Linked DNA regions of Homo sapiens: region 1 is linked to region 2. The links are chromatin contacts, found by Hi-C or POLR2A ChIA-PET in ENCODE. All regions are on one chromosome and are shown on one strand. Each heading gives the region's core, a stretch centred on a gene start or an enhancer-like site at or near the end of the contact. The rest is flanking DNA. Distances are from core to core; before and after follow the strand shown.

Region 1 (7,678 bases), core at 3,204-5,703, 1.9 Mb after region 2:
GATCTAGAACTCCTAGCCTCAAGTGATCCTCCCACTTCTGCCTCCCAATGTGCTGGGATTACAGGCGTGAGCCACCGCACCCGGCCATATAGCCTGTTTTTTTTCAATAAGCCTCATACTGCAAACATTTCCTCAGAATACTGTTCTTCAAAATATGTGATTTTGCCAGGTGCAATGGCTCACGCCTGTAATCCCAGCACTTTGGGAGGCCAAGGCAGGTAGATCCCTTGAGGCCAGGAGTCAAAGACTGGCCTGGGCAACATGGTGAAAACTTGTCTCTTCTAAAAATACAAAAAAATTAGCTGAGTGTGGTGGCACACGCCTGTAATCCCAGTTAGGAGGCTGAAGCAGGAGGACCACTTGAATCCAGGAGGCAGAGGTTAAAGTGAGCCGAGATGCGCCACTACACTCTGGCCTGGATGACAGAGCAAGACTCTCTCAAAAAAAAAAAAAAATGTGATTTTTCTCCAAAACCAGTAACTTCTCACTTAACATATGAAACAATAACACTTTGCTCATTATGTTAAATAATAAATATGAAAAAAAATGGTTAATACTCAAATACCTTTTTTCATTTTCCTTAGCTAATAGTGAAAAGATATATTCATCTATACAAATTTATGTTTTGTTCAGAAATAGGATTTAAATTTATGGTTTGTTCAGAAATAGGATTCAGAAAAAAAAATTGTTATTGTTTTCATTTACTGATACCAGTAATTAAAGTAAAGGAGCTTTCCCCAACCGACACATGCTCCACACTAGACCCTGAGCCACCCACAGTGCCCTTAGGGAGATGCAAGCCCAGGCCCTTCCTTCTACCCGGGAGCAGCTCTAGGTCATGTGACAGAAAAAAGACATATTTATCTATACAAATTTGAAAACAAGAGTGATTTTCAGGAAACTGACAGATCTTCCATGTTGTGCTTTTTAAAAAGAGCAGACTATAGAATTTATAATTCATATAGTAAATTTACTTACATGTCAAGTCTAGAAATGAAGGTGCATCCCTTGTATTTCAGGTAGGGAATTAGTAAACAATGTATGACCTTGGCATTATCATTAAACTGACCACAGAAGAAACTGAAAACTCTGATTAAAAACACATAACAAAATTTGATGGCTGCAAAAATATCATATGGAAATGGTAAAATTTTCGTAACCATCCTCTCATCCCTGGATTTCAAACTGTTTCCAATTTTCTTAACATGCAACTAATTTCATGATGAAGATCAGTGTATATAAATAGATGACACCATTTCTGAGATTTTTTTTTTTTTGAGATGGAATCTCGCTCTGTTACCCAGGCTGGAGTGCAGTGGCGCGATCTCAGCTCACTGCAACCTCCGCCTCCCAGGTTCACGCGATTCTCCTACCTCAGCCTCCTGAGTAGCTGGGATTACAGGTGCACACCACCACACCTGGCTAACTTTTTGTATTTTTAATAGAGACAGGGTTTCACCATGTTGGCCAGACTAGTCTCAAACTCCTGACCTCAAGTGATCTGCCTGCCTCGGCCTCCCAAAGTGCTGGGATTACAGGCATCAGGTACCGCGCCCAGCCCAGAAGAACATTTTTCAGGTCCTTGATGCATTTTGCCAGGCTTCCTTCCAAAAACTGCACAAATTTATCCCCCTCAACTCTAGCAGCATGCAGAGTACCCATCTCAACAAACTCCTGTCAACATTCCCTCTTATCAAGGCAAGTTTCATATCCAACTTATAAAAACCTTAAATCTAATGTTATTTATAAAAAATGCTTAAAGAAAAATAAATGAAAGCCTCAAGGGCAAGGGCCATGTCTGATTTATCTAACGACTCTCAGTCCCTAACTCAGTGTTACGCAAAGAAACTATGTAACCAAGGCTGGCCAACATAGTAAAACCCCATCTCTACTAAAAATACAAAAAAATTAGCTAGGGGTGGTGGCGCATGCCTGTAATCCCAGCTACTCAGGAGGCTGAGGCAGGAGGGAAGTGGAGGTTGCAGTGAGCCGAGATCGCACCATCGCACTCCAGCCCGGGCGACAGAGCGAGACTCCATCTCAAAAGAAAAAAAAAGAAACTACGCAACCAAGGCTGGCTGAATGAATAAATACAGACATAGAGTTGCCCTGGGACAAATGAAAACATACAGATGCTGGGCCATCTGAATGGGAGCTCACGGCATTCTGACACTGGGGCTTGTCCATCCCAAAGAAAGAAAAACTGGTATTAGAAACTAAACTTGGCCAAGCGCCATGGCTCACACCTGTAATCCCAGCTACTTGGGAGGCTGAGGCGGGAGGATTTCTTGAGGCCAGGAGTTCAAGACCAGCCTAGGCAAGACCCTGTCTCTACAAAAAATTTAAAAGTTGGCTGGGCATGGTGGCGCGCCTGTAGTATCAGGTACTTGGGAGGCTAGGGCAGGAGGATAGCTTGAGACCAGCAGGTTGAGGCTGCAGTGAGCCGTGACTGAGCTACTGCACTCAAGCCTGGACAACAGAGCAAGACCCTCTCTCTCTCTCAAAAAAAATAAATGAATAAAATAAACTTGGTTGATAATAAAAAGACAAAAACGAGCAAAGGCTCTGAGTAGACATTTATCCAAAGAACGTATACAAAGGACCAGTAAGCACCTGAAAAGATGCTCGGCCAGGTGTGGTGGCTCACACCTGTAATCCCAACACTTTGGGAGGCCAAGGCAGGTGGATCACCTGAGGTCAGGAGTTTGAGACCAGCCTGGCCAACATAGTGAAATCTCGTCTCTACTAAAAATACAAAAATTATCTAGGCGTGGTGGTATGTGCCTGTAGTCCCAGCTACTTGGGAGGCTGAGGCAGGAGAATTGCTTGAACCCAGGAGGTGGAGGTTGCAATAAGCTGAGATCATGCCACTGTACTCCAGCCTGAACAACAGAGTGAGACTCTGTCTCAAAAAAAGAAAAAAAAAAAGAAAGAAAGAAAAGACGCTTGACATCCATAGCCATCAAGGAAATGCAAATCGAAACCACTATGAAATGCCACTTCATACCACTAGGATGGCTGCCTGCTAGGATAATAAAAAAAGACAGACAATAACAACGGCTGGATGTAGAGAATCTGGAACCTGAATCCACTGCTGGTGGGAAAGTAAAATGGTGCAGCCACTCTGGAAAACAGTCTGACACCTCCTCAAATAGTTAAACATAGAAAACACAGGTTTTCTATAAATGTTCATAGCAGCACTATTTGTAATAACCAAAACATGAAAACAACCCAATGTCCATCAACTGATAAATGTACGAACAAAATTTGGCATCTCCATATGATGCAATAAAAGGAAATGAAATACTAGTATATGCTAGAATACGGATGAACTGTGAAAACATTATGTAAAATGAAAGGAGCTAGTCAAAAAAGGCTACGTGTTGTATGACTCCATTAATAGGAAATGTCTAGAATAGGCCAATCTAGAGAGACAAAGTAGATTAGTGGTTGCCTGGAGAGTGCAGGGGGGTTGGGGGATCTAAATTAAGGGGTACAGGGTTTCTTTCTGAGGAAATAAAGATATTCTAAAATTGATTATGTGCCAGGCACAGTGGCTCATGGGAGAAATGTGTAATCCCAGCACTTCGGGAGGCCGAGGTGGGTGAATCACTTGAGGTCAGGAGTTTGAGACCAGCCTGGCCAACATGGCGAAACCTCGTCTCTACTAATAATACAAAACTTAGCCAGGCGTGGTGGTGTGTGCCTGTAATCCCAGCTACTCAGGAGGCTGAGGCAGGAGAATCGCTTGAACCCAGGAGGCAGAGGTTGTAGTGAGCCAAGATTGCGCCATTGCACTCCAGCCTAGGAGACAGAGGGAGACTGTCTCAAAAAATAAATAAATAAAGTAAGACTGATGATGGTGATGGATGCACAACTCTGTGGATAGACTAAAAGCCACTGTATTGTATACTTAAATGGACAAACTGTGTGGTATATAAATTACATCTCAATAAAGCTATGGGAAAAAAAGCCAACTTGGGGCTAACATAATCTTGACAGAATTGACTTTCACATATACAGAACTTGGGGCTCTGGAAACCCCCATGATCAATTCCTGAACCATGAGCCACCTTCCCTCTCTCTGGTTCTTGGGCACAGAGATGGCAAAAGAACAAGGAGTGTTTGGAAATGCGCCGGATGGGGCCCCAGTACGAGAATACTTACAACTGCTCCTCCAACGGCCAGGGGATCAGTTTGACGATGCAGTGTCCTTGAGACCAAGCAAACCAGGAGCCATCTGGGGAGAAGGCGACGCTCCAGGTTTCACAGCTGGACTTCCAATCAAACTGGTGGGGGCGCCCGGGCTTGAGTTCGGCCAGCAGCAGCGGTTCCTCTGGGGCAGGAGACAACATGCTTCAAACACACACCCCCTTGCTCCCTGACCACCCAGACACAGGAAAGCCACTGTCTCCCTGTGGCAAAGAGCCACACTATCCATTCCCAGAGGGAGTTGTCACTTAAATGACCCAGGGCAATAACAGCAGCCACAGGCCACATTCCACCACGGTTACTCAATCCTGGCACTCCTCACTGCTGGTTAACCATGACTCACAGTAACCTTTGTGCCCATGAACCCAGTGAATGGAGGCCTCATTTTCCTATGAATACTTGAAGGGGAGGAAAGTGGAGAGACAGCCAGACCAGGAATATGCTAGACGGTGCTGATTATGGGGCCAAAATAGCAAGGCCTTCCAATGCATTTCAGGTTTCTTCAGAAGAACCTGCTGCTGTCAAAGAAGGAATATGTGAAACTCAAAGGCTCCCTCTCACTCGCCTGCATCCTCCCCATCATCAAGGCTAAAAACGTTCAGCCCTTGCCCTGCTTCCTCACACTCAGAAGTATGGATTCCATCTCCCCATCTCTCCCGCTTCCACGTCCTCTGTCTGGGGTTAAACCTTCATCTCATCTCACCCAGATCTTTTGCTACAGTCTCCTGATCAGTCTTCCTACCCCTAGAGATGCTGCTAAAGCTGAAATACCCACACATCACATCATTTCTTTCAAATACATTAGAAAGCTCCCGCCTGCCTACATCATAAAGGCAACTGAGACCAGGACTTTCACCACATGCCATCTGCCCCAGCCCATCGGTCCAACCTCCTTCCCTTGTCCCCTCCCTGCAGGCCACACTCTGGCCACAAAATCTCCTTGACATGCAAGGGGCTTATTTACGTTCACACCTGGACCCACTTTTGCTTATGAGAATCCCTAGCTTCTCAAAGTAACAAGAAAGAAAGAAAAAAGTAATAATCCCACCTAGATTCACAACTAAGAAGCGTACCCTGATCTCACACTATCAAAACGGAAATAAGTCGCACCTTGTTTATTTCATTCTCTCTTATGTAACCAATTTCTCTCTGCCCCCCGCCCTCGTCATCAGTGTCTAAGCACCTTGTTCCAACACCCAGATCATTTTGTCTTTGTTTCTCCCAGGACCTAGCACACCATCTTGTGAAAGAGTAGGCACCAGATTGGAGCTTCTTCATTGACTGACCCACAGTTCCTAGTTCAGTTCTCTACTCTGATGGAAGATTCTCATGGCTGATGAAGCTTATAAGTTAAAGGCCTTCAGAATGAATTTTTTGACCATTATGACTGTGATACTTACTAATATAAAAACTGGCTTCCATCCTGAATAAGGTCACTTCCTGATGTGTCCATTCCACACAAGGAATGTGGAATGTGGAAGACTTTGACCCTGGCTGTTACCAGATAGATATTCATTTTTAAAACCCGTATTTCATATATTTTAAGACACATCTTTATATATCTTACATTTTGACCTCGCTGAAATCAGGATGTATCTTATAATCAATGACTTTTCATAGTTAAATAGGTAGTATTTTTTTCTCAGTTATACATGATGATAATACAATCCATGGTATCTTGGATTCAATAAAACAGATGGTAGAGATGCATATGTGTATATTTATAAAATATTTTTGCCAGGTGCAGTGGCTCACATCTGTAATCCCAGCACTTTGGGAGGCCAAGGCAGGCAGATCACTTGAGGACAGGAGTTTAAGACCAGCCTGGCAAACATGGTGAAACCATGTCTCTACTAAAAATCCAAAAAAAAAAAAAAAAAAAAAAAATTAGCCAGACATGGTGGCGGGCACCTGCAGTCCCAGCTACTCGGGAAGCTGAAGCAGGAGAAGCACTTGAACCCAGGAGGCGGAGGTTACAGTGAGCCGAGATCGTGCCACTGCACTCCAGCCTGGGTGACAGAGCGAGACTCTGTCTCAAAAAAAAATTGGCTCATGCCTGTAATCCCAGCACTTTGTGAGGCCAAGGCGGGCAGATCACCTGAGGTCGGGAGTTCGAGACCAGCCTGACCAACATGGAGAAACCCCATCTCTACTAAAAATACAAAATAAGCCGGGCTTGGTGGCGCATGCCTGTAATCCCAGCTACTCAGAGGGCTGAGGCAGGAGAATCGCTTGAACCCGGGAGGCGGAAGGCAGAGGTTGCGGTGAGCTGAGATGGTGTCATTGCACTCCAGCCTGGGCAACAAGAGTGAAACTCTGTCTCAAAAAATAATAATAATAATAATAATAATAATAATAATTCTAGTATATGCATTTATAGGAAAATAATAACATAGGTATATCTTGTTATATAAAATAGGTGTGTGTTCCTGAAGTTTCTGTCTTTAAATAGAATGTTAATAAATCATATCAAGCCTTTGTAAAGAGACTATTCATTCTCAGAGGTTCTATGTGTAAATTTGGGTTTAATGTATTAGGTCTAGGCCAGGCACGGTGGCTCACGCCTATAATCCTAGCACTTTGGTAGGCCGAGATGGGATGATAGCTTGAGGCCAGGAGTTCAAGACCAGCCTGGTCAACATGGTAAGACTCCATCTCTTTAAAAAAAAAAAAAAAGAAAAAAGAAAGAAATATATTTTTATATATATGGTCTGAGTAAATAGCTATTTGTATAGACCCAGGTAAATCCTCCTAGAAATCTGTATGTTTGTATGTGTGACAGTTTCATTTATACAATCACATGTGTATAGCTATTTCTATAGACCCAGGGTTCTCAACTGGGGGCTAGTTTGCCCCTTAAGGACATTTGGCAGTAACATTTTTGGTTGTCACAACTGGAGTTGCTACTACTGCCATCTAGTGGGTGGAGGCCAGGGATGCTGCTCAACACTCTACAGCGCACAGGACAGCCCCCAGCAAAGAATCATCTGGCCCAAAATGTCAACAATGCCAAGGCTGAGAAACCCAGATGCAGTCAAGTATTAAATGACATTGACTGATCTAGAGAAACATTTTCAAATGACCTGGATGGCCTGGGGTAGTGGCTCATGCCTGTAATCCCAGTGCTCTGGGAGGCAGAGGTGGAAGAATTGCTTGAGACCAGGAATTCCGGATCAAATGACCAGGATGAAAATGTCTTTTTTTTTTCCATCCTGATAACATTCACAATTGGTTCACTTCCTCTACATTATCCTTTTTTTTTTTTTTTTTTTTTTTTTGAGATGGAGTCTCACTCTGTCACCCAGGCTGGACTGCAATGGCACAATCTCGGCTCACTGCAACCTCGGCCTCCTGGGTTCAAGAAATTCTTATGCCTCAGCCTTCCAAGAAGCTGGGATTACAGGCGTGCACCACCACACCCAGCTAATTTTTGTATTTTTAGTAGAGACAGGTTTTTGCTATCTTG
Region 2 (6,740 bases), core at 2,125-4,624:
AACACATAGGAGGAGCTGCTTACTCAAACCAGAGGTCAGGAAAGCCTTCCCAGAAAAAAATTACGTCAACGCTAACAAAACAAATATATATTGGCTTGAATATAAAATGACAGTGTTTTAACCTGAGTAAATTCCCTTGTGTTTCTAACCTAACCACTCCCCTCATCAAGCTTCTTCACTATTTATCCATATGCTCTCTATCACCTTTACTCACTGTATCTTTTTTTAAAAAAAGAAATGGAATATCTAACAAGTTCTTAGGTGACGGGGGCAGGGGGGCAAAGAAAAGAAACACGATCTTGTATAACTGACAATGGCTACATCCATGTGAATACTCCATATGGGAATAATAACCTTTCAAGTGTTAACAAAGTGGAGTCACTCATGCCAAATGTCATATAATCAAACTGCAACTGTAAGAAAGCAGATAGATCCCAAAACAGACGAGTTTTTCCTAAAAACAGGAGATTCTAGCCTACCTGAGTCAGAACAAGAAAGTCCCCTCTGCTTTAACCCTTATAAAAAAAAAGTAAACTGAAGTAATCTATTGTTAACTAATCAGCTTATTTTCCCCATTGTTATGTTTCCTCATTCCCACCTCACAAAACCCAATAGTCTGCCATTGCCCAGTAGAAGCTGTGATTCTATTAGAATGGAGGCTGCACCGATTCATGAATCGAGAATAAAAGCCAATTAGATACATAACTAAATGAGTTTTAATTTTGTCTTTTGACACAAGAGTAAAAGTGGATATGGAAATATCCATGTGAGTATGGACTAATACAAGAGGGTTAAGGATTGGTAAGCCTACATGGTTATTTATATAAACTCCATCCATGGATTTCATGTTGAATGTAAAGGCATAATCTTTCAGGCCCAAAGACATTTTAAATTTTTTAATGTTATCACATGTTTCCAACTTAACCTAGAAATTATTTAATCAATGTTTTGAGAAGAATTAAGTACTAGACAGTAACTATAAAATTACTTCAGAAACAATAAAATTCACATATCTCCAAATAAACCTATTTGGAAAATAATATGATCAATCTGTTATCTTGACCACTAATTTGTATATACAATTCCTCGTAAGTTATACTTTTATGTCAAGTGACTTTTTCTATTTTTCTCTTTTACTACGTCTTAACATTTTAAATGGTAAAAATTCAAGTTGAACTGATCATTGAAGTCTTATTAAATCAAGACTTTTAAAAATAAAGATAAAAAATAAATAAAGAGACAAGGTCTTGTTATATTGTCTAGGCCAGACTAGATTCAAACTCCTGGGCTCAAGTGATCCTTCCACCTCAGTCTTGAGAGTAGCTGGGACTACAACTCAGGCCACCATGCCGAGTTTAAATAAAGACATTTTTAATGCAAAATACAATTATTTCAGAATTTTTTATGACTTGGGACAATGGCAAGACTGAAGATTACTTTTGCTTAAACTATTTCTTCTCAAATAGTTACAAAATACAAACAAAACTGCCTAATATATTCATGAATCAAAACAAAGGTTTAGGTATGATAGAAGACACCAGAGGCAGGTATTTACAAATCAATAAGCTAATTGCACTATCATCCTTATTAGTTAAAAAGCCCTATCAAGTATATGACATTAAATATATATCTTTATATAATAAAAATTCATGAATAATTGCACTGTTTATAGGTGAAGAATTTTTTTTTTTTTTTTTTTTAAGACAGAGTCTTGCTCTGTCACCCACGCTGGAGGGCAATGGTGCGATCTCGGCTCACTGCAACCTCTGCCTCCCAGATTCAAGTGATTCTCCTGCCTCAGCCTCCTGAGTAGCTGGGATTACAGGTGTGCACCACCACACCCAGCTAATTTTTGTACTTTTAGTAGAGACAGGGTTTCACCATGTTGGTCAGGCTGGTCTCGAATTCCTGACCTCATGATCCACCTGCCTCGGCCTCCCAAAGTGCTGGGATTACACTGTGCCTGGCCAAGGTGAAGAATTTTTAAGTGTATTGAAAAGGGTATTTACAAAAATTCATAGTAAAGCCCTTCTAAATAGAGAAGTACACATATCATACATAATAACTGCTTAGAGATGAATTAAGCTGAAATTGCGTTTTTGAATTTTTTTATAAAGGAGACTATTTCCTAATATAAGCCAATCTCCCAGTAATATCTTCAAATTGCTAAGCCTATACTAGAGAAATCAAATTCACAATAATGGTATACTTCAATGCCATAATATCAAATGAATAAAGCAGTAATTTTCTTCATTCACTGAAGGCAGCACAGGACAAAAGAAGTAAAACTGAAAATGTTCTTCTTGGGAGAAAAAGGGAAATATTTTAAGTTCAATAGTAAGAGATGACCTATGTAAAATTCATCAGAATATTTCCCAGAAATTTTCACATACTTAAAAAGAAACAGGTCCATTCACAAGTTCACGAGCTATGACTGGGTTCAATGCTTGCTGCTCTTCAAGCACAGTATTTCATCATATATTTCATTCTTTTCCCATCAGCACTATGCACCAAGACACATGAAAGTGCATATCAAATAAAAAAACTGAATAGTTTCTTACCACAAAGCTTCACTTTTGTTATTTCAGAGACAGATATAAAAATGTATTTAAACAATCTCAAATAATTAACTCATGAGGTGACCCCACCTATCAACAATTCAACTTCCTCAACCAAAATCTTGTAAGTATGAAAGAAAAAAACCAACAACAAAAAAGGAGACTTAGGAACATAATAACAAAATACAAAAAAGAAACACATTTTGTTTATTTATTTAACTGAAACAGAGGCTGCTGCAGCTGCAGGAGCCTTTTCTGACTGATGTGACATGAGCTGCTACATTTAAAACCAGACGCTTTAAACAGATGGCTATTCAGTTAAAGCCTTCAGGCTTATCTCCCACACTTGGTCACAGTTGCCAAGGAAGAGGACACTAGTTTTCCACTATAGCTTAAGTATAATTTCACACAGCACCATGGATTGACCACTGACAATTACACACACGACATCACAGACTGGTGATGTAACTGCTAACCGATGTCACACTGTCTTTTCAGAGTATTGCTAGTTACAAAGAAAGCACCAAGAAACAGATGTTAAAGCCTAGGTATAGAATGAATTTTAGCCTGAAATGTAGGCTATAGCAAATATACAATTCAAGAACCACTCTATACTAATAAATATTTCAAGTTATGTTTACTTTCAGTCTTTTGTTCATGTCAGAATTTTCACTGCCACAGCAATAACAAGCAAAAAGTGTAGCTGGAGCATAAACCAATTAAAGATCACCTTGTACTCATGTAAGTTTTTTGAATCAGCTTCCAAAAGCATATCTGCAATACATGGTTAAGAATATTATAGTCTTCATGTACCTGCTTTTGGATTATGAGTCAGTATTAATCATCCAAACAAGTACAGCAGTCTTCAGCACTAGTGCTGCAGTAAAACTTCGGAAGAACTGACATTCAGACTCCTGACACAAAAACATGACAGAATCTGTCTCCAAGAAAATATCTGGGCCCCTCTGAGGTTCTGTCCAAGATAGAAAGGGCTTAAGGCAATGAAGTAGGCACCATCCTTTTTTTTTTTTTTTTTTTTTTTTTTTTGACTACTAGACAAACTTTCTGACTAGAATGCCTATGTCCACTTTTTTGTTTGTTTATTTTTGAGACGGAGTCTCACTCTGTCACCCAGGCTGGAGTTCAGTGGCACGATCTTAGCTCACTGCAACCTCTGCCTCCCGAGTTCACGCCATTCTCCTACCTCAGCCTCCCAAGCAGCTAGGACTATAGGCGCCCGCCACCAAGCCCAGCTAACTTTTTGTATTTTTAGTAGAGATGGGGTTTCACTGTGTTAGCCGAATGGTCTCTATCTCCTTACCTCGTGATCCCCCCCGCCTCAGCCTCCCAAAGTGCTAGGAGTACAGGCGTGAGCCACCGCACCTGGCCTGCCTATGTCCACTTTTGGCATGCACTTCTGCCACCTTGCACATTGTAGACTAACAGAGTTTCACCATTCCTGTCTCGTTGCCCAACCACTCACCTTCCTCAAGACCCCACCTTCAATTCCTGCTTAAAATATGTAACATGGATTCTCCTTGTCTTTTTAAGATAAAGACCCAAATCCTTATCACTGACTGAAAGCCCTTTTGTGGCTACACTATGCCTAGTCTAGCCCTATCTGCCCTCAGGTGGGCCTCATCTGATCACATGCTCTCAGGTATTCTCTCCACTACAGCTGCATTGGTCTTTCGTTCCTGGAATACAACATGCCTCCTGCCACCAAGGGCTGCTGTCCTTTCTGCTATAAAATATTGTCATTCCTCTCTTCATCTACTTCAAGTATATTCTACTTTCAGATCTCAGTTCAAATGCCACTTTATCAGGTAAACCACTTTTCTGGTCAGGCGCAGTGGCTCATGCCTGTAATTCCAGCACCTTGGGAAGCTGAGGCAGGAGAATCACTTGAGGCCAGGAGGTGAAGAACAGCCTGGGCAACATGGTAAAACCTCACTGTGATGGCTAATACTGAGTGTCAACTTGATTGGATAGAGGGACACAAAGTATTAATCCTGGGTGTGTCTGTGTGGGTGTTGCCAAAAGAGATTAACATTTGAGTCAGTGGGCTGGGGAAAGCAGATCCACCCTTAATCTGGTGGGCACAATCTCATCAGCTTCCAGCAAGTATAAAGCAGGCAGAAGTTCTGTCCCTCTAAGAGAATCCTGCCTAATACAGCCATCTCTACTAAAAATACAAAAATTAGCCAGGCGCTGGCCCGTGTAGTCCCAACTACTCGGGAGGCTAAGGCATGAGAATCACTTGAGCCCGGGACGCTGAGGCTGCAGTGAGCCAAGATTGCAATGCTGCATTCCAGCCTGGGCAACAGAGCAAGACTCTGTCATTAATAAATAAATAAATAAACAAACCATTTTTCTGGCCTCTTATTAAGTCAAATCACCATATTATCTATACAGCACCATACTGCTCATAATCATACTTGTCTTCACTGCAGTTTTGTGTTATTTTATTAATACCTGCCTCCTACCCTGCCAATAACCTAAATCCAAAGATTGCACAGACCAAGTTTGTTTTTACTCCACAGTGCTTACTATAGTGGCTGGCACAAACTGAGCACTTAATAAATATTTGTTGAATGAATAAGTACAGAGAAGGATTTTAAAAATAAATATGCATCATTCAATAGAAAAATTTAGTATCACATTTTTCAATCACAGTCCTACCATTCTTTATTTTATTGAAATTTAAAAATTGTGAAAAGAACTCTTTAGGGATCAAATTTTTCATCCTTTGACTTCAAGTATGAAGACAAAATTCTTCATACATGACCCCATAAATTTATATCACAAAATTCGATGTTCAAAACTAAAATCTTTAAAAACCAGACTGTTTTAAAGAAACAAAAGATTAAAGATGAGTTTGTAAAGATAAAGAGATAGACAAATTGATTAAAAAGAAACCTCAGGCAGAAAAGAAACTCTTCAAAGAGCATAAATGTTTTATAGAGAAGAATATATTTTATTGTTACAATAAAAAGATACTAGGGTATGGAATTGTTGGCAAGATTAATATTATGTTTACAAATGAAAAGCATCCCTCGAATACAAGCAGTTTAAACAACTGTTTGATCAAAAAATACAGGGTACAAAAGATTTGATGCCAGTCTATTAAGTATACAATGCTCTATTTTTAAAAATGTAACAATTGACAGGCCAGTAGATACTGTGTAACATTAATTTTTCCTCTTTAGAGCTATGTTGACTTACAGATTTGGAGGTTTAACGTTTCCCCACAATATTTATACTTTAAAAATATCTTGTTCGTTCAGTAAGGGCCATCACTTACAAGTATTTATTTTATGTGGAGATCACTTTGAGGTGTCAAAAAAAAATCAATTCATCATATTCTGTGTACTATACTCCATTAGGACATGAGTGCTGTGGAGAGACCTAACTATAATTCTCCAATGGTAGCCATTTAAGTTTAGCTACCCTAAGAAAGACTGCTACTGCCATGCAGATATTCCAGTGTAGTCTTTCTTCACCTAGATTTTTATTTTCTTGACTTTTTCATTATTGCTTAATTGCTAACATTTCCTTTTGACATGTATTGATCATGCTAATAGCTATAACATGGCCTTTTGTGCCTAGAATTGATGGACTATATTTAATACAAATCTATATGAATCAACAAACAAGTTTATTTAATGATGTTTATTCAAAGGAATGACATTTTCTAGACAGCACTTTTCACATTTGAAATATTGAAGATAAAATGCTAGCTTTAAAAAAAATAAAAATCATTTTAACACTTTATAGTGATTCGCCACATGCAATTTTCCTAAACACTTTATTTTCATAGATAGCTAAGCCACATGTGTCAATCCTATCACCATCACCTACTGAACCAATCTAATCTTGTGTACTATAGACTACCAGAAGTATGAAACAAAGAGTCACATGAATATACCTTTCAAAGTTCAAAAAAAAGAAATTTTTATTTATAAACCCTATATGTTACAAAGAATTAAATTAATAATGAGAACAAACAGAGAAGAGCATTAAATAGAAGTAACATGCCTTTTATTTAACTCCACGAATAGTGTCTTGTGCTTAATAAACATTTTTCTGGCAAAAAAAAAAAAAAGGTACAAGAGGTACAAGGTGACGAGAAGCTATTAACTGTCAAACACAACACTAGATAATAGAGAGAGGTATCACAGA

The links. Hi-C counts contacts between places; a loop is a spot of excess contacts on that map. ChIA-PET counts read pairs that join two places held with the same protein, here RNA polymerase II (POLR2A). Pooled maps may share reads with other maps.
Region 1: a pooled map shows a loop between it and region 2 (8-fold over the local background). The contact joins two enhancer-like sites. A Hi-C loop is called at or near these places in 1 of 50 pooled maps. POLR2A ChIA-PET finds 5 or more read pairs at or near these places in 2 of 52 experiments (A673 and activated naive CD4-positive, alpha-beta T cell).

Annotation. Positions count from the first base shown.
Region 1 is chr12:118,048,143-118,055,820 of GRCh38, forward strand. It overlaps WSB2 (WD repeat and SOCS box containing 2), which reads right to left. Exons shown (of 9, transcript NM_018639.5): 2 at 4,168-4,336. Among named protein-coding and RNA genes, the nearest start is that of WSB2, 9.2 kb to the right of the region's middle. RefSeq lists an enhancer at 3,732-4,931. Within about 2 kb of position 4,454, at least 31 of the 41 ENCODE cell types and tissues checked have a DNase peak (open chromatin) inside an H3K27ac peak, as active enhancers do.
Region 2 is chr12:116,161,683-116,168,422 of GRCh38, forward strand. All of the region lies in intron 2 of MED13L (mediator complex subunit 13L), which reads right to left. Among named protein-coding and RNA genes, the nearest start is that of MIR620, 16 kb to the left of the region's middle. Within about 2 kb of position 3,375, at least 4 of the 41 ENCODE cell types and tissues checked have a DNase peak (open chromatin) inside an H3K27ac peak, as active enhancers do.